Linked DNA regions of Homo sapiens: region 1 is linked to region 2. Evidence: read pairs that join two places in POLR2A ChIA-PET (ENCODE). Cell type or tissue: MCF 10A. All regions are shown on one strand. Each heading gives the region's core, and the rest is flanking DNA. Links, peaks and the distances in the headings are about the cores only.

What was found. ChIA-PET counts read pairs that join two places held together with the same protein. Peaks named below come from ENCODE experiments on the same cell type or tissue, not always from the same donor. Only the 100,000 strongest peaks of a DNase experiment are listed, where the experiment ranks them.
Region 1: POLR2A ChIA-PET joins it to region 2 with 6 read pairs; 2 of 35 experiments call an interaction of 5 or more read pairs at or near these places.

What each region holds. Positions count from the first base shown.
Region 1 is chr13:50,205,294-50,213,175 of GRCh38, forward strand. The region is part of intron 2 of DLEU1 (deleted in lymphocytic leukemia 1); the gene reads left to right. Among named protein-coding and RNA genes, the nearest start is that of DLEU2, 84 kb to the left of the region's middle. In MCF 10A, for the core only: no CTCF peak of the experiment used is centred there; DNase peaks (open chromatin) are centred at 3,318 and 3,708.
Region 2 is chr13:50,518,844-50,526,725 of GRCh38, forward strand. All of the region lies in intron 5 of DLEU1 (deleted in lymphocytic leukemia 1), which reads left to right. DLEU1-AS1 (DLEU1 antisense RNA 1) reads right to left here. Exons shown (of 3, transcript NR_125753.1): 2 at 7,109-7,164; 3 at 2,090-2,593. Among named protein-coding and RNA genes, the nearest start is that of DLEU1-AS1, 4.7 kb to the right of the region's middle. In MCF 10A, for the core only: no CTCF peak of the experiment used is centred there; a DNase peak (open chromatin) is centred at 3,048.

The sequences.
Region 1 (7,882 bases), core at 1,419-5,418, 310 kb before region 2:
GCCATATTTTCTGAATTTTTTTGCCATAAGCATTTTAATAATAAAAATAACAATGAATGATATGAAAATTGCCTTTGGAATCTCTTGATGGACACTTGACATCTGGAAGATTTGGTTTTCCCAATTCCATAGTTCTTGAACAGTTGGCCCCATTTTAGACTCTGACATAATAAACCTCCACACTTTTGATGAAGAAGCTTACATTTGATAAAGCTTAAGGATGACCTTTTGCTACCAAAACAGTTTAATGCCCATTCTACCCAGTCAGCCCTGTTCTTCCCTAGGTTGCTGACTTTGATTAAATTCATGGGTCTGAGTCCATCTGGATGAGTCCAGAGCAGTCTACCTAGTTTTCAAAAAAGATCAATACCTCACCATCTGCTTGTGAGATTTTTGAAGCATATGGATCAGCTCAGAGCACCAGCATTCCAGGCCCTGCAAGAGCAAACCATCTTGAATTGTCTGCTCTTCATCACTTTCATCAAAGGTTGGCTGAGAAACGTGATATTTATGGAAGATGGTTTAGAATACATCCTTTCCGCTAGACACTACAAGTTCTATGCTTGAATCAAGCCAAACTGACAGAAATTTCCATTCTTGGAATATGTGTCTAAGCTGCTCCTGAAATTAAATATTCATTGGTTGCATTTTAGTAAAACAGGAGGTTTATTAAAAGGCCACAATGGTGTTATCTCACAGAACTCTCTGGAAGAAAGTCCCTAGGCCTCAAGGAGACCAGGAAGAGGACCCGAAGGTCAGAAGGATGTCTGTCTCCACCTTTAGTTTCTGCTTCTCCGTGTTTCAAATTTGTTCAGCTCTCTCTTTGCAGAGCCAGCCTTCTGAGCATCCCTGATCCTGTAACCACATGTCCACAAGTAGAACAAACAAGGTGGCTAGGGTACCCTCTTTCCCAAGATTGGCCAGGGTAGGGGAGAGAAGCAGGTGATGGGGGGATTGGGAATGGTGTTCAGAGAAAGAGCATCTATTACATTATAGAACTTTGAAAGAAAAAATTGTTGTCATATTTTTCTCATTTATCGGGCATAGACTATGAGATAAAATCTTATTTTATTTACTTTTATTTTATTTACTTCTATCTACTCTGACCACCCTTGGAGGTTATCTATATTTGTATTACCCGGAATTTCCTTTACTAGAAGTTCTTGCCTTTGGGATAACCATTATTGTGCTCTAGATTTTTTATTCAACAATTTGTTGAGAAACAGATATAGAATACCTTTTACTAAATCTTATTTCTGTAGGAATGGTGTTGAGAGGGCTGTCAGTGATATCGCTGAATATTCTCCAAAAGTTTCAAGGACAAAATTGCTTTAAAACATTGAATTAAATATTAAATTAGAAAGTTCAGCATAATTGATAGTTTCTTTTCTCTGTGATTCAGAGACAAATATTATGTTCAAATGTAGCTGTTATCCTAGGCTCCCTTGTTGCATATAATTTGTGTTTTTCTTTTTCTTGGTCTAAAATTACCACTCTTACTTATATTTTCCCTAGTCCTGATGCTCTCTTCTTATTATATTTTATCAATTATTGCACATATTTTTATTGGAAGTACCTCAAATCCTTAGGAGGGAGGCCAGTCATAAATAAAGGCCAAGTTATTAATATCCAATAAGAATTTAATCTCTGTCTCTCTCATCTACCTATTCATCTATCTGCTTTAAGTTGGTTTTCTAAATTGCTGCTTCTTGTAATCTAATCTAGAGGCGTTAGTAATGCAGAAATGTCATATAGGGATAGACACAGGGGAGATGTAAGGGAACTGTTTTTACTGCCCTGCTTCTAACATGATATATTAATAGCAGGTCTTTACAATACCTGTCCATAAGCTTGGTGATCAGTGTATGTATTTCTGTGCATGGTTTTTATGTGTAAAACTGAATTAACAGATAAAATGTCTCATATTGACAGAAGTCTGTCTATGTGATAAAATAAAATCTACTTGATGCTCAGTTTGTTAATTCATATGATGCCTTTTAAATTACTCTATTATTTTAATATAAAACTGGAATTTTTTACTATAAAACTGGAATATATGAGTGTGTGTGTATCTGTGGCATATATACAAGTAGGTTGTATTCTATTAGGCTGGTGCAAAAGTAATCACAGTTTTTGCCATTACTAATATGTATATATCATATAGATATGAAAGTCAGATGTAACACCTGTCTTCATAATACCTAAATATAAAATCTCATACCCATCAATAATTCTCAAATGCTTTAAACCGACATTTTATAATAAAATTTTCAAACTTACAGAAAAGTTGGAACAATTTGACAGTGAACAACCCAGCTGGATTATCATTTAGATTCTATAATTAACATTTTACTATAGTGTTTCATCACATGTAGATATTCATCTACCTATCCCTCTATCCATTCATCAACACATATTATTTTTGGAATATATTTAAAAGTAAGTTGCAGATTCATCCTTAGACACTTCAGCATGCATATCTCTAACTAGATTTAAATAAATATTTTCCATGGTTTTTTCCCTTTGATGTCAAATCTACATACACTGAAATGCACATATCTTAAAGGTACCACTGAAAGAGGTTTGATAAATGAATACAGCTGTGTAACCCAAACCACTATTAAGGTATAGAACATATACATTACCATCATTCCAGAAAGTTCCTTCATGTTCCTCCCTAGTCAACCCCCATCCCCTCACCCCCAAAGCTGTTGATCATATTTTTTCCTATCATGTATTAGTTTTGCCTGTTCTGAAACTTACAACTTGAATCATACAATTGCTTTTGAGAACTAAAAGGAGTGTTTTCTTTTTATTGTTAACACTATTTAAATTTCTGGGATGATGAAACGTGGCCTCAGTGTCCTAAGGTATATAGAATTATAGATTATTATAAGTGGGGTGTTATCCAGGGCAGAGCAGTAGCTTACCCTTGGGTCTCGTTGACAGAGATGGGGTTTCACCATGTTGGCCAGGCTGGTCTTGAACTCCTGACGTCAACCAATCTGCCTGTCTCGGCCTCCCAAAGTGCTGGGATTACAGGCGTGAGCCTCCGCGCCCAGCCTGGATATGGTGATATGATTTTTTGTCAGTCACAGCCTCTGGTGAGGACAGTTGGCTAATTTAAAAAATGCTTGGCACACACATGAGCATTGTATCCTGCTGACAGCCTTCCACAGATTCGTCCTTTTGTCTAACTTAGAGTTCTCTTGGTGAAGAGATAGCTTGAAGTATGTTCTTAGGCAAGTCACTTCCATGACATGTTCTCCTTTGTGGAGTGAAAAAGTGAAAGGCGTTTGGATGAGAATCTGGTGAGCAATCAAAAACACACAAGTTTATAGGCTTCAGGCCAACATATTTTAGTCAGCTGAAATCAGGGAGACACTGCCTGGTTGGCTGGCTGCCTCCGGACCGGGGCATCCTGCAGAGGGGCCTTCAGCTAGGGGAGGGGCAGGGAAGAAAATCTCAGGAAAGGGTGGGCAGTCCACTTTTGACCACTCCACCTTATGCAATTCTTTCTTTTCCCTTCTTCTCCCTTCACTTTCTCTGTCCTCTTGACCTTTCATTTCCTTTCTTTTCTGTCTTCCCCGTGGCAGCTGTGAACATGTGGATCCCTTGTGCCTGAGGTTCTGCTGGTAGCTCCTGCAGCCCGCCAGACTCCAGGCTCAAGGCTTAGGGGTGTTTCTTCCCACAGTCTTCTGGAGAGTGTACCAACAATTTCTCCACGCTCCCTGGGGTTGCTCAGCTCAGCAGGGCTGGGGAAGTGAGAGCTGCTAACCGGCTGTGTCTGTGAGTCAGCATTTCTCCCCACCGACTCAGGTCTGGGGAGAGACCCTGGGAGAGGATGTGGAGGAGGCACTTTCCTTTCCCAGACTGGAGATCAGGCGTCCCCAGGGGCAGGGGGCTGGGGGTAGAAGGTCGAGGAGTGAGGAGTTGTGGAGAGTGAGTGGTGTCTGGAGCATAACTGTTGTATGTATTCATGCATGCGCGTGTACACATCACTGAATTTGTTTGTGGTGACTAGAGTCAGTTCTAAAATGTGTTCTTGTAAAGTCTTAGGCTCCTAAAAAAATCATTTGAATATGGATTTTAAATATTCTCAGAAGTTTGAGAAAATATTCCTACTAACTATGACAGGGAACAAATACATACAAATTAGTTAATAACATCATGCTAAAACGTATAATGTGATTTTCAAAACATGCTAAAGAGTTAAAAAGTCTTTTTAAAATTTGTTTATTTTTTATTTCTCTTCCCTCTTAGAGCGTAAAAAGTTTTAAGAGGGTTTTTTGTTTTTTCTTGATATTTAAAATTTTGGTTTGATGCTGAGAAAAGCTTTCCACATACTAGGCACGTAATAGATATTCAGTATTATGTGATCACAGGAAGTAAAATAAGTTAGAGAGATCAGAGAGATTATTCTGTATTTAAAGGATTGAGATTTTCTACTATTTTTAGCCAAAGAACAATATGCAACCTTGAGTTAAAAGATTCCTTATTACTGATTGGGAGTTTGACTGTTTTGCAAAAACTGTGCTTGCCACATATTGTCAGATGATGATGAAAAATCTAAGTTTAGGCTTGACATATAGTGAATTATGTGGCTTTTCCCCAACTTGAATAAACATACTTAAAAAAAATCCCACTGGTTTATTTGTCTTCATGTAGCTTGCTTACCTCACAAGGTTTATTTCAGTAGTCATTTAAAACCAAATTTCTGAATTCTTACATTGTATAGAAATATCCCAGGAACCATTTTTGGGTTGAACAAGACTTTTATATTAGTTCCCCAGTCATAACAATATTTTCTTGAAGTTACAGTAATATATTCTTGAAGGCATAATAATACATTCTTGAATATATTATTGAAATTCAACTTATATGAGAATATGTTAAGAATGTATGAGAATATATTAAAGAATATATTGAATGGTGGTATTACTTATATATTATTTATCACCATTTCTGGATATAGTGATATGCTTTTTTTTTTTTGAGACAGGGTCTCACTCTGTCACCCAAGCTGGAATGCAGTGGCAGGATCGCGGCTCACTGCAACCTCGGCCTCCTGGGTTCAAGCAATTCTCATGCCTCAGCCTCTCAAGTAACTGGGACTACAGGTGTGCACCACCGCACTTGGCTAATTTTTGTATTTTTTGTAGAGACAGGGTTTCACCATGTTGGTCAGGCTTGTCTTGAACTCCTGACCTCAAGCAGTCTGCCCATCTTGGCCTCCCAAAGTGCTGGGATTACAGGCGTGAGCCACCATGCCCAGCCTGGATATGGTGATATGATGTTTAGTTAGCCACAGCCTCTGGTGAGGACAGTTGACTAATTTAAAAATGCTTGGCACACACATGAGCATTGTATCCTGCTGAGAGTCTTCCACAGATTTGTCCTTTGGTCTAACTTATATTTCTCTAGGTGAAGTTTACACTCATTTCTTTTTGTTCTACCCTTATCGGTGACTAAGAGACCAGCTGTATTCCAACTTCTGAATACTGGCAGAATTCTGAATCAGTAGCTCTTCCAAAAGGGCCTAGCTTACCTCAGAGAATCAGTCTGACCCTTGTGTCCTTGTCTCCTCTATGGAGAACATGGAGTTGCTTTTCTTTGCAGTTGGTTGTAGCTTAAACCATAGTGCATTGCTGAGTCGTGTGATGTGTGATTCATCAGGCCTCAGGTGACAACGGTGGATTTCCTTCAGGAATGAGTAGCAAACATTTTGGCCCCTCTTTGGGTGCCAAGCACCATGAGGTAAGGGAGTACTTTACAGACCCCTAGAGATCCACGGGTGCTCTAGATATAGCCATATTTCAGCCCCTGGATCCTTTGTTAGTGCCATATTAGGAGAATGCCTGTGGAAATGGCTTCTTTTCTCCACATAAGGCTTTTCTTTTTCTATTTTTAAAAATTTGGACCACCAGGCAAGAACACATCAGGAATTTTTCTGTTTAATTTGAACACATGTGTTAAGAGGCAGAGTATAGAAAGTAGTCTGAGACTAGAGAATCTAATGGAGTAACTAAGAGGGTTTACACCTAGGATATTGGAATTAGCTATGTCCTAGGCTATAAATCTAAGGTATCTTTGTTCTAAAATGAAACATGACACAGACATGACAGATGACAAAGAGTACACTTTATTGTAGATCCATATAATACTGAGAAAATTATTTTTCTGCAAATCTCCTTGGAGATCAGGATGGGGTTGAACCTCACCTGAACCTTAAGTCATGGAAAGTGAAGGAGAATTTTAGGATGGCATACAGTACAATGATCTTTAAAATGAACTGCAGGGCCAGGCGCGGTGGCTCATGCCTGTAATCCCATTACTTTGGGAGGTTGAGGCGGGCAGATCACGAGGTCAAGAGATCGAGACCATCCTGGCCAATATGGTGAAACCCTGTCTCTATTAAAAATACAAAAATTAGCTGGGCGTGGTGGCACGCGCCTGTAGTCCCAGCTACTCAGGAGTCTGAGGCAGGAGAATCGCTTGATCCCAGGAGGCGGAGGTTGTAGTGAACCAAGATCGTGCCACTGCACCCCAGCGTGGGTGACAGAGCAAGACTCCGTCTCAAAAAAAAAAAAAAAAAAAGAGAGAGAGAGAAAGAAAATGAACTGTAGAACACTGATGTTCTTCTGGCAAGACCAAGTTGTTTTGCCACTAAAATATTGGAAAAATAAGTGTCTTTTCTTGATTTTAAGAAAAACACTTTCCCAGAATTATGTATGCTTTTCTCCCAATACTTTTTAAAGCTTTGGTGTTTGTTTCTGTACTAGAATCTAGTGTAAGAAAGATCTGACTGAGGGCACATGTTCTCAGGATCTCCTGAGGGCTGTGTCACAGGCAAAAACGTGGAATAAAATAAAATAAAATATCCAATTAAGCATAACACATTAACTTTAAAAAAACCTAAGTGTAGCAGTATTTAATAGTGTTTTGCAAAGATGCTGTTACTTTCATGACACCTACCACCTGAAGAAGTTTGAGAAGGACCAGGTTCTAATTGTGCAACTGCCATTAACTAGCTAGCTGTCCTTGGATAAGCCTAGAAAAGCTGCGTAAAGGAGGAAGGATTTGAATTGGACCCTGAAAGAAAGTCAGATCTTAGAAAAGCAGAGAGGGGAGGGGGAAGTTATTTCTAATGAGAGAAGAGGAGGGTAAGGAGATCAAAGACCTAAGAAGTATAAAGTTTATGTGGGTAATAGAGAGAACATCTGCTTGCCATGAATTTCTCTTGAGTTTTTTTGGCCCCAGTGTAGAACTAGTGTCTCTGTTCTCTGCTGTGACCTCACCTGGAAATGTCTATTAGTTTATCATGCCATGCTGGATTAAAGAAAAACCACAGAGAGAGGAGTTCAGAGATTTATGTATTATATAATACATCATAATTATTTTTATTTAAATAATTATTTTTATGAATTAATAAATTAGAAAAGAATCATTTGTATTATTTACGTGTATATCTTCCACCTGAAGTATGTTTGGCAATACATTCTCTCAGCTTTCTTTTGTCTGAATCTGTCTTTATTTTTGAAGGAGTTTTAAAATTGGATATAGAATTAGACATAGAATTTTAGGTTATAGCTTTTTTTGCATTGTTTTTGTGAGAAATCAGTGGTACTTCAAGTTATTGCTTTCCTATCTGTAATATATCCCTTTTCTCTGGCTGCTTTAAAGATTTTCCCATTATCATTTGTTTTCAACAACTTGATTATAATGTGTCTTGGTGTTTGAGTCTGTGTATTTATTTTACTTGTGATACATTGAGCTTCTTAGAGCTAAGGTCTTGCAGCAATCCAGGGAGCATTTATTCAAGAAAAATGGCTGATTTTTGGTAAAAAATACAGAGCTTTGTGGTGCTTTAACTTGTCCTATT
Region 2 (7,882 bases), core at 1,481-5,480:
TCTGGGTGCGGTGTGATGTGTTGCTCCACGGAGAAACCACAGTTGAAAGAATAAACAGGGATGACAGAATAAACAGAATAAACCCTGAGTGTGGGGGAAGCTTTGCAAGTCAGGCTCCTTTCACTCACATGCCTGGCCTTCTGGGAATGGGCCCAAAGTTTTCTCTTTGGGAACTGGTGTAAACGGCTTATTGCAGCCAGTTTGTTTGGTTTCTCATTGACTGGTACAGGGTCCTGGGCAGGCACTAGCAGAATGAGGCTGCCTTTGGGGGAGCCTCGCAAACTGGGCACTGCTCAGTAAACAAACACATGCACAAATGTGCTGAGGAAAGTGGGGACCCGGCATGGCACACACGCATGAACACACACACAGACTGAGGGAGATGATCTAATGGAGAAGAAAAGAATTTATTGTTGTTGATCATTATGGATTCCACCTCCAATTCAATGACACATTTTTCTGAAAAGATTTCCATTCTTTTGTTTTTGTTTTATTTTTAGTTTTAGTTCTGGGTATGTGTACAGGATGTGCAGGTTTGTTACATAGGTAAACATGTGCCATGGTGATTTCCTGCACCTATCAACCCATCACCTAGGTATTAAGCCCAGCATGCATTAGCTATTTGTCCTAATGCTCCCCCTCCCCAACCACATCTGCCAACAGGCCCCAGTGTATGTTGTTCCCTTCCTTGTGTCCATGTGTTCTCATTGTTCAGCTCCCACTTACAAGTGAGAACATGCAGTGTTTGATTTTCTATTCCTGCATTAGTTTGCTGAGGATAATGGCTTCCAGCTTCATCTGTGTCCCTGCAAAGAACATGATCTGTGTCCTTTTAATGGCTGCATAGGATTCCATGGTGTATATGTACCACATTTTCTTTATCCAGTGTATCACTGATGGGCATTTGAATTGATTCCATGTCTTTGCTATTGTGAAAAGTGCAGCAATGAACGTATGTGTGCATGTATCTTTGTAATAAAATGATTTATATTCCTTTGGGTATATACCCAGTAATGGGATTGCTGGGTCAAATGGTATTTCTGGTTCTAGATCTTTGAAGAATCGCCACACCATCTTCCACAATGGTTAAAGTAATTTACATTCCCACCAATGGTGTAAAAGTGTTCCTAAGATTTCCATTTTATGTTTGTCAAGCACTCTCCTTGGAGGAAGACTAAAGGCACACACTGTCCATAAGAACTGAACAATCAGTGCTGTTAAGTAAGTTGGGTTGAGATTGTGCAAGACCAGGAAATTGAAGAGGCAGTTGATGAAAGTTGTGAAAGGAAAATTGCAGAAAAAATCTTGCATGCCCATGATGGGGGCACTCAGCAGTGGAAACAGCAAAAAGAGGGACCCATTCTACAGCAGAACTGCCTTTTTCAATAGTGCTATTGGGACCTGGGCTCATGTTCTTGCTGAGAAGAGCCACTAATATTACCTGGGAGTGAGTTGAGCCTTAAAGTCCTTGTCTGTGCAGCCCTGTGTTTTGAGCACTTTCCAGATGGTTCAAGAAGTTTGTAGAACTTATTCATAATTTGTGTAGCAAAACAGCTGCATTTTGGAGCCTTGATAGTAGTATCACAGAGTTGGGCTGGAGGAGAGTCAAAGACAGGGACATATGTGTCACCTGGGCTGCTTTGGAGATCTCAGGACTGTGACAGGACAGTGACACCGGCCTGCAACCATAGACCACCAGTGTGCACTTATAACCTGGGCTCAGACAGATATGCTGACTCCCAAGATGGCTGTATCTTGAGTTAATGGCACATAATTCAGCCCCTCACTGAGGCTTTCCTGGAAATCTAACCATGGACTGTATGTGCACTCAGTCCTGGAACTCCCTGTCTGAAAGTGCAAAAATGCCTGTTCTGGTGTTTGTTCATTTGCAGTAGTTGCATGAGCCTCTGTCCTCAGGGTCTCTGTTTCCTTCTTCGTGTCCTGTGTCTCCATACTGCTTCTCTTCAAGTGCCATCTGTGAGACTCAGGGGGATCCTCCGACATTTACGGTCCTTAGCAGTAGGGTTTTCCCTAGTGGTAAATGGGAGAGAATCCTGAATTCTAGTCACCAGGAAGCAGAAGTACGGCTGAGAGACACTGAAACTCAAGGTCAAGTCTTGCAGGCAAGGAAGAGAATAGCAAGTTGAGCCCTGGCTGATTCAGAGTCCTTTATACTATTGAGATGTACACATTTTTTGGATTATATCACCTGAAAAAGCATGAGGTTTCCACTGTGACATTTATTTTCTTGGCCTTGAAACCCAGAATATTGAGAATGTGGCTGTTAACCAAAGCCTCCTGAACTGAAGGAGGTCTTTTCTTGTATAGTGTGTGAAAGCAGAGAGGAGCTGTTCATTGTAGCCTTTGAAGATCACCTCTTAATTTCCCCGTGTTCTTATTCTCTAACGATGTGCTTCACTCTTCTTTGGAGGGGAGCCTCCTCTGTGCTGTTTGAGATCAGTACTTCCTACTGCCTTTATGATGGCCTTAGAGAAGTTCTCCTGCCGGATCTAGATGGATCTCACATTATGAAAGGAGCAACAGAACCCTGTAGGAAGGCCAGGGCTCTATTTATTTACATTTGAGGTGGTGGCTGTGGAGGAGGAAGATTCAAAACACACAAAGTTATGTATGAATTATGATGTGATATGTTCAGCTTTTAGCTCTCTACTGGGCAGCACTTCAAAGTTTGTTTCAATGGATTTTCTTCAGGGGGCCACACCAGCATCCTCCAAATGGGAGTCTGAGGATGCCTCCCATCTTACATCACTCACAGATCACTGCCAGAGCAACAAGAAACAAAAACCCTAACAATTTACAGTTCACCCTCTTTGATGTAAGGTGCAGTGGGGACACGAAGCCCAGGCCTCTGAGTAGGATGTAGTTGGATTGGCACAGAAAGCAAACTCTTCTTTCTTTCCTCAAGAAGAAGGAAAACTACACTAGCAAATTAAAAATATTAGCAAGCTTCTACTCAGATACATTTAGCTTGATTTGGGTCAAGGTGGGGGAAGGGAAGAGTAAGGAATTCAAACAGCCTGTGCCAAGGATTTGCTGAACATGTTCTTTAAAAAAATGCTGACAGGCATTAAATTAAGTAACAACTGCAGATTACACAAGGGTAAACACTGCTGCTAATGTTTGACTAAAAGCTAACTGAGGGCTCTAAGTGATTCCAGTTAATTTATAGATCACGCCAGTAACAGCCCCAGGGGACTGGGGCTGCTGAAGGTGGGAGATTCGTTTTATAGCCAGAAGCCACGTTTTTAATTTTAGAAAAAGAAAACTAAAGCTGTAGGAACTGATTTAGAAACTTCAGAGGGAGAGAGAGAAAAAGAGAGGGAGAGAGGGGAGGGAGGAAAGACAGAAAGAGAGAGAGAGGTGTAGGGGGAATGAATTGAATGTCTTTGCTGGGCTTGGGATAGAAAAGTGGCTAAGAAAAAAACAGAAAGAAACACATCTAACTTTAAATAACTCTTCCAGGAGGAGAGAGCATGCTAGGATCAAGAGTTAACTATTCCTATGGGGTAGGGGTCTTAAATTCAAGACTGTGCCAGGGGCTCCATCGACCCCAAATGAAAGAGTATAAACTGCCTCGTGTTATCAAATAAGATTAATTTAATTTTGCAACATTTAGCTTCAAGTTAAAATTTAAATATATGGTTGTACAGTAAATGATTTTAAAATTATAGTCCCTCCAACATAACCTCTCTTGACACAATTTTAAATGCTTTTTAAATGGGATGTGTAGTTTGTTTAGTACATAGCAGTTGATGTCCTTAGATTGGGTTTTCATCATGTATTTTAATTTACTAAGGCTGGGATGACCATAATTGCCTAACAATTCAATGCAACGGAATGGGCTACTTCAGCACTTTTTACTGCATTTTTCCATATAATATCTAAAAGTCACCCTGCGACACACACAGGCTATGTTTATGAAAGCAAGGCTTTAACCCTTGCATTTTTCTAGGTTTGAATAATTTTCTTAATAAGGCAAAAAATGTTTGCAAATTTGCACCATGATGTCAGCACGTCATTGTGAAGGAGGTAGGACTGGCCTGCACTTCAGGGATGAAGTCCTGTCCATTTGGTGTTTGCAAACCTTGAGGATCCTCGTGGAAGCCCAGTAACTCCAAAGACCCTTGTTTCTTCCCAAGTTTCTGTCTCCTTTCAGGCAAGGGCAAACATATCTGCTTTGCTAGGCCAGTCTTTAGTTTAATCTTAGAGTCTCAAAAACAAACAGTGGTAAGGTCTGGATAACATAGTTATCCATTTCTGCGTTTGCCCAGATGAAACTTTAAAAATGCTAAAAATACCAGGGCAATTTCTGTTAATTGCTCTGGATTATCAGGCTGGAGAAATGGATTGGGCGGGTATATTCTAGTCTATTAAATCTTGTGCTAACTTTACTGATATCGTCTCTTGGACTCTGGCAGCCTATTCTGCTTTTCAGCATTCTCCAGGGATGCTCCCAGCGTGTTGGAAACCAAACTCCCTGTCTGCAGAGACAGCCCTAACACCAAAACTTTTGCTTTACTAGAGAAGCCAGAAGAGAAAAATAATGCTGTTGCATCCTCTCTGACTCAGTTGACTCACTTTATGACTTTTATTGTCGGATCCCAAACTTGATGGCTGACCTGACTGAGGTCACCAGCCCCATAGGGCTATTTTAAAACTTTGAAAATCACAAGGCATTTTCAGTTCTTGCCACTTATGAGTTTGTGCAACTATTCTGATGAGTGATCCTTGAAGATACATTGCCTCGAAATATGAAGGTGTGCCAAGCTCTAGCAAAACTGAAAAAAAAAGTGTCATTTCAGAATGACCAGAATCAGTAGACATTGTTTATTACCCTTATCCTCCACACCTGATGTTAAAAACAAAGACTAGGAGCACCCATGCCTGCCAGGTCAGTTTATTTGTGAACATTGAGGAATGTCTAAAGGGGATTAAGCTTTCATGTATGGAAATGCTTTCTAATTCAAATAACCCACTGTAATTTTTTTTAAAGTGACATGAATTGATGATTGTAGATACTGTCATACTGTATGACCAAATAACATGATTATAATGATGTGGCATTTCCTTTCCTTGTCTTTAACAAAACATATGGCTTTAGGTTACATTTGTCTGGCTTTTGGTTCTTCTACTTTAACTTGAAAGATGAAATTTATGCAATTTCTCAAGATCCCGAGTCACAAAGTTGGGTAATGGCAAATGGTATCCTAATAACAACAATAATAACTGGATTTTATTGTGTAGCTATTCAGTGACTGCTCTAAACAACAACCCTAGAGGGCAGGTACTATTGTTATTCCATTGCAAGTTTAGGAAGTGAGGCACAGAGAGATGTCAGGCATCCACAGTCACACAGCAGTTGATGCAGGAGCGCAGATTCAGCCACACTGCCTGTTTTTATCTAGTTTTGGGCTCTGCCAGCGAGAGGAAATGTCACCACTCTTCCTTTCCAGGATCAAACTGCATATGTACACTATATTAGCTCCACCGGACTCTGTAATCTAACTTATTTTGGCATGGTAGACCCTTCATGCTAGAGTGGAGGAAGAGGGACTGGATTTATTCTCCATCGTGCCTGAAGAATCCATCTCCTCCTACAATTTAGAACACACATTTTGTTTTTTAAGATTGGACTATTTTATTGGAAAACAGTGGTAGCTACACTTAGCTTACTATTAATACATGTCAGAAATTTTTCAAAGTACTTTCCATTTCTTTTTCATTTTATTCTCACACTATGAAGTAGACAGTATTATCATCTCCATGTTATAGATGGGTATACTGAAACACAGATGAGTCATGTCAGTTACTTAAAATTGTCTAGTCAAAGGGACACAGAGATGGGCTCACGTCCAGGTAGCCAGGTCCCATAGTCCATGCTCTTAATGCTACGCTATCTTTCCAATGAGTTGATAACTAGTCAGGTGATTTGAGGGTTAGCAATAAAATGATTTGGACTGAGTTCTATCACAGCTGATGGAATTGCAGAATTGGCCATTTTATCATTAACAAGAGCAGTGCTGCCCCCCCGTTTCTGCCATTGTCATCGCAGAACATTCCAGAAGAAAGGTCCTAGGAGGATCTACAGTGGCTTGTGTTGTTCTCCCAGCATCTCAGACTGTGATATCTAACTCTTACTTCTCTTTTCTATACCTTGGTTCTCCTGCCTCAGAATAATAAGCCCAATAACAATAGCCTCTTTTTATTTGTGGTGTTTTCCAGCGTACAAAGCGATTTCTCACACTAGGTGATGTGAACCTCACTATGGTTCTGTAGGGTGTATTCAGTCTTCATTGTATTGATAAGGAAACTGTAGTTCAGAAACACCCAAAGCCACAAAATTGGTCAAAACGGGCTGGACTTAAAACCTGGCTTTATAGCTGGACGCGGTGGCTCAAGCCTGTTATCCCAGCACTTTGAGAGGCCAAGGTGGGTGGATCATGAGGTCAGGAGATTGAGACCATCCTGGCTAACATGGTGAAACCCCGTCTCTACTAAAAATACAAAAAATTAGCTGGGCGTGGTGGCGGGCACCTGTAGTTCCGCCTACTTGGGAGGGTGAGGCAGGAGAATGGCGTGAACCCGGGAGGCGGAGCTTGCAGTGAGCCGAGATCGCGCCACTGCACTCCAGCCTGGGCCACAGAGCGAGGCTCCATCTCAAAAACAAAAACAAAAACAAACAAACAAAAAACAAAACAAAAAAAACCCCTGGCTTTATAATCTCCTATCCCCTATCCCTATTCCCAAATCCTCCTGCAGTGAGAAATAACCTCTTGTAGCAGCCATTTCAGTGGGAGTCAAAACACTTCACAAAACCCTCTCCTTGTTCCTTGGAACAAGTCTCTATGAAGTGGTCCAAGCAGCCACCAGAAGTGGCTGGAGAGCACCCACATATGCTGCCCACGCTGTATTTTATGCCTGAATTTATTTGCCATGTAGACATCTTACTGTAGTGGTTGAGGATATTGGAACTACTTAGATGAAAGAACACCTAAGCCCCTGGTGGGCTTCTGTTAAACTGTGTAGGTCCATAGCACAGATAGGGGAGCAATGACAGTACTCTGTGAAGAGGAGAAGGTGTGCTTACAATGAACGGGGCCTTGGCGTCCACCTCTTCCCGATGGAGAGAAGTGTTGCTTTTTCCTAGAGAAAAGAAATGAACAAGACCTGTTGATAGTGAATGAGTTGGGTCCCCATGCTCCCCTTTCTCTGCCATGCCCTTCAGGTGGGATGCTGGCACAGGGAGGATTAGATGTTTGACCTACTTACTCATTCCAACTTATAGCTCACAAGGATGGAGCTTAGCTGGAGGCTGAATGCTGGAACCCCATCAGAGCATTTCAGAATAGCCTAGGCCATTTCCACAGGTCTGAATCTGTGACCTAGGGGCAGGCTCTTAGAACAACATATTCTCATATAATGTGACTGGCTGGCTGTAAGGTGTCCCTAAGAAAAGCTAACATCCTCTGCTCTAATCAGGCAGAAAGGAGTGAGAGGAGGAAGAGAGAGGAACCTGGAGAAAAAAAATGCAATAAAGGCCTGTAAAAGGAAAACTCACAAAGCCCTTCTCTGAAGAGCTTTTAAGATGGAGTTTACCAGCAAGGTACTAGCAGACACATACGAGCAGGTTAACATCCCTAAAATAAAGCAGGAGCCAGCAATAACAGGGTCGGGCAACAGAAAGCTACAGCTGGTAAGGAAGTCAGCAGCACCACACCATTAGATACAGCAATTACTTTAGATACAGGGTGGGGTCCCAGCTCTGCAGCACACACTCTCAGGCTGGAGAAACAGGCTGTGCTTCTGGGAAAGCATTCTCCATCCTGGGGTACAGATCCCTGGAGTCTTAAGAAGGCGTTGC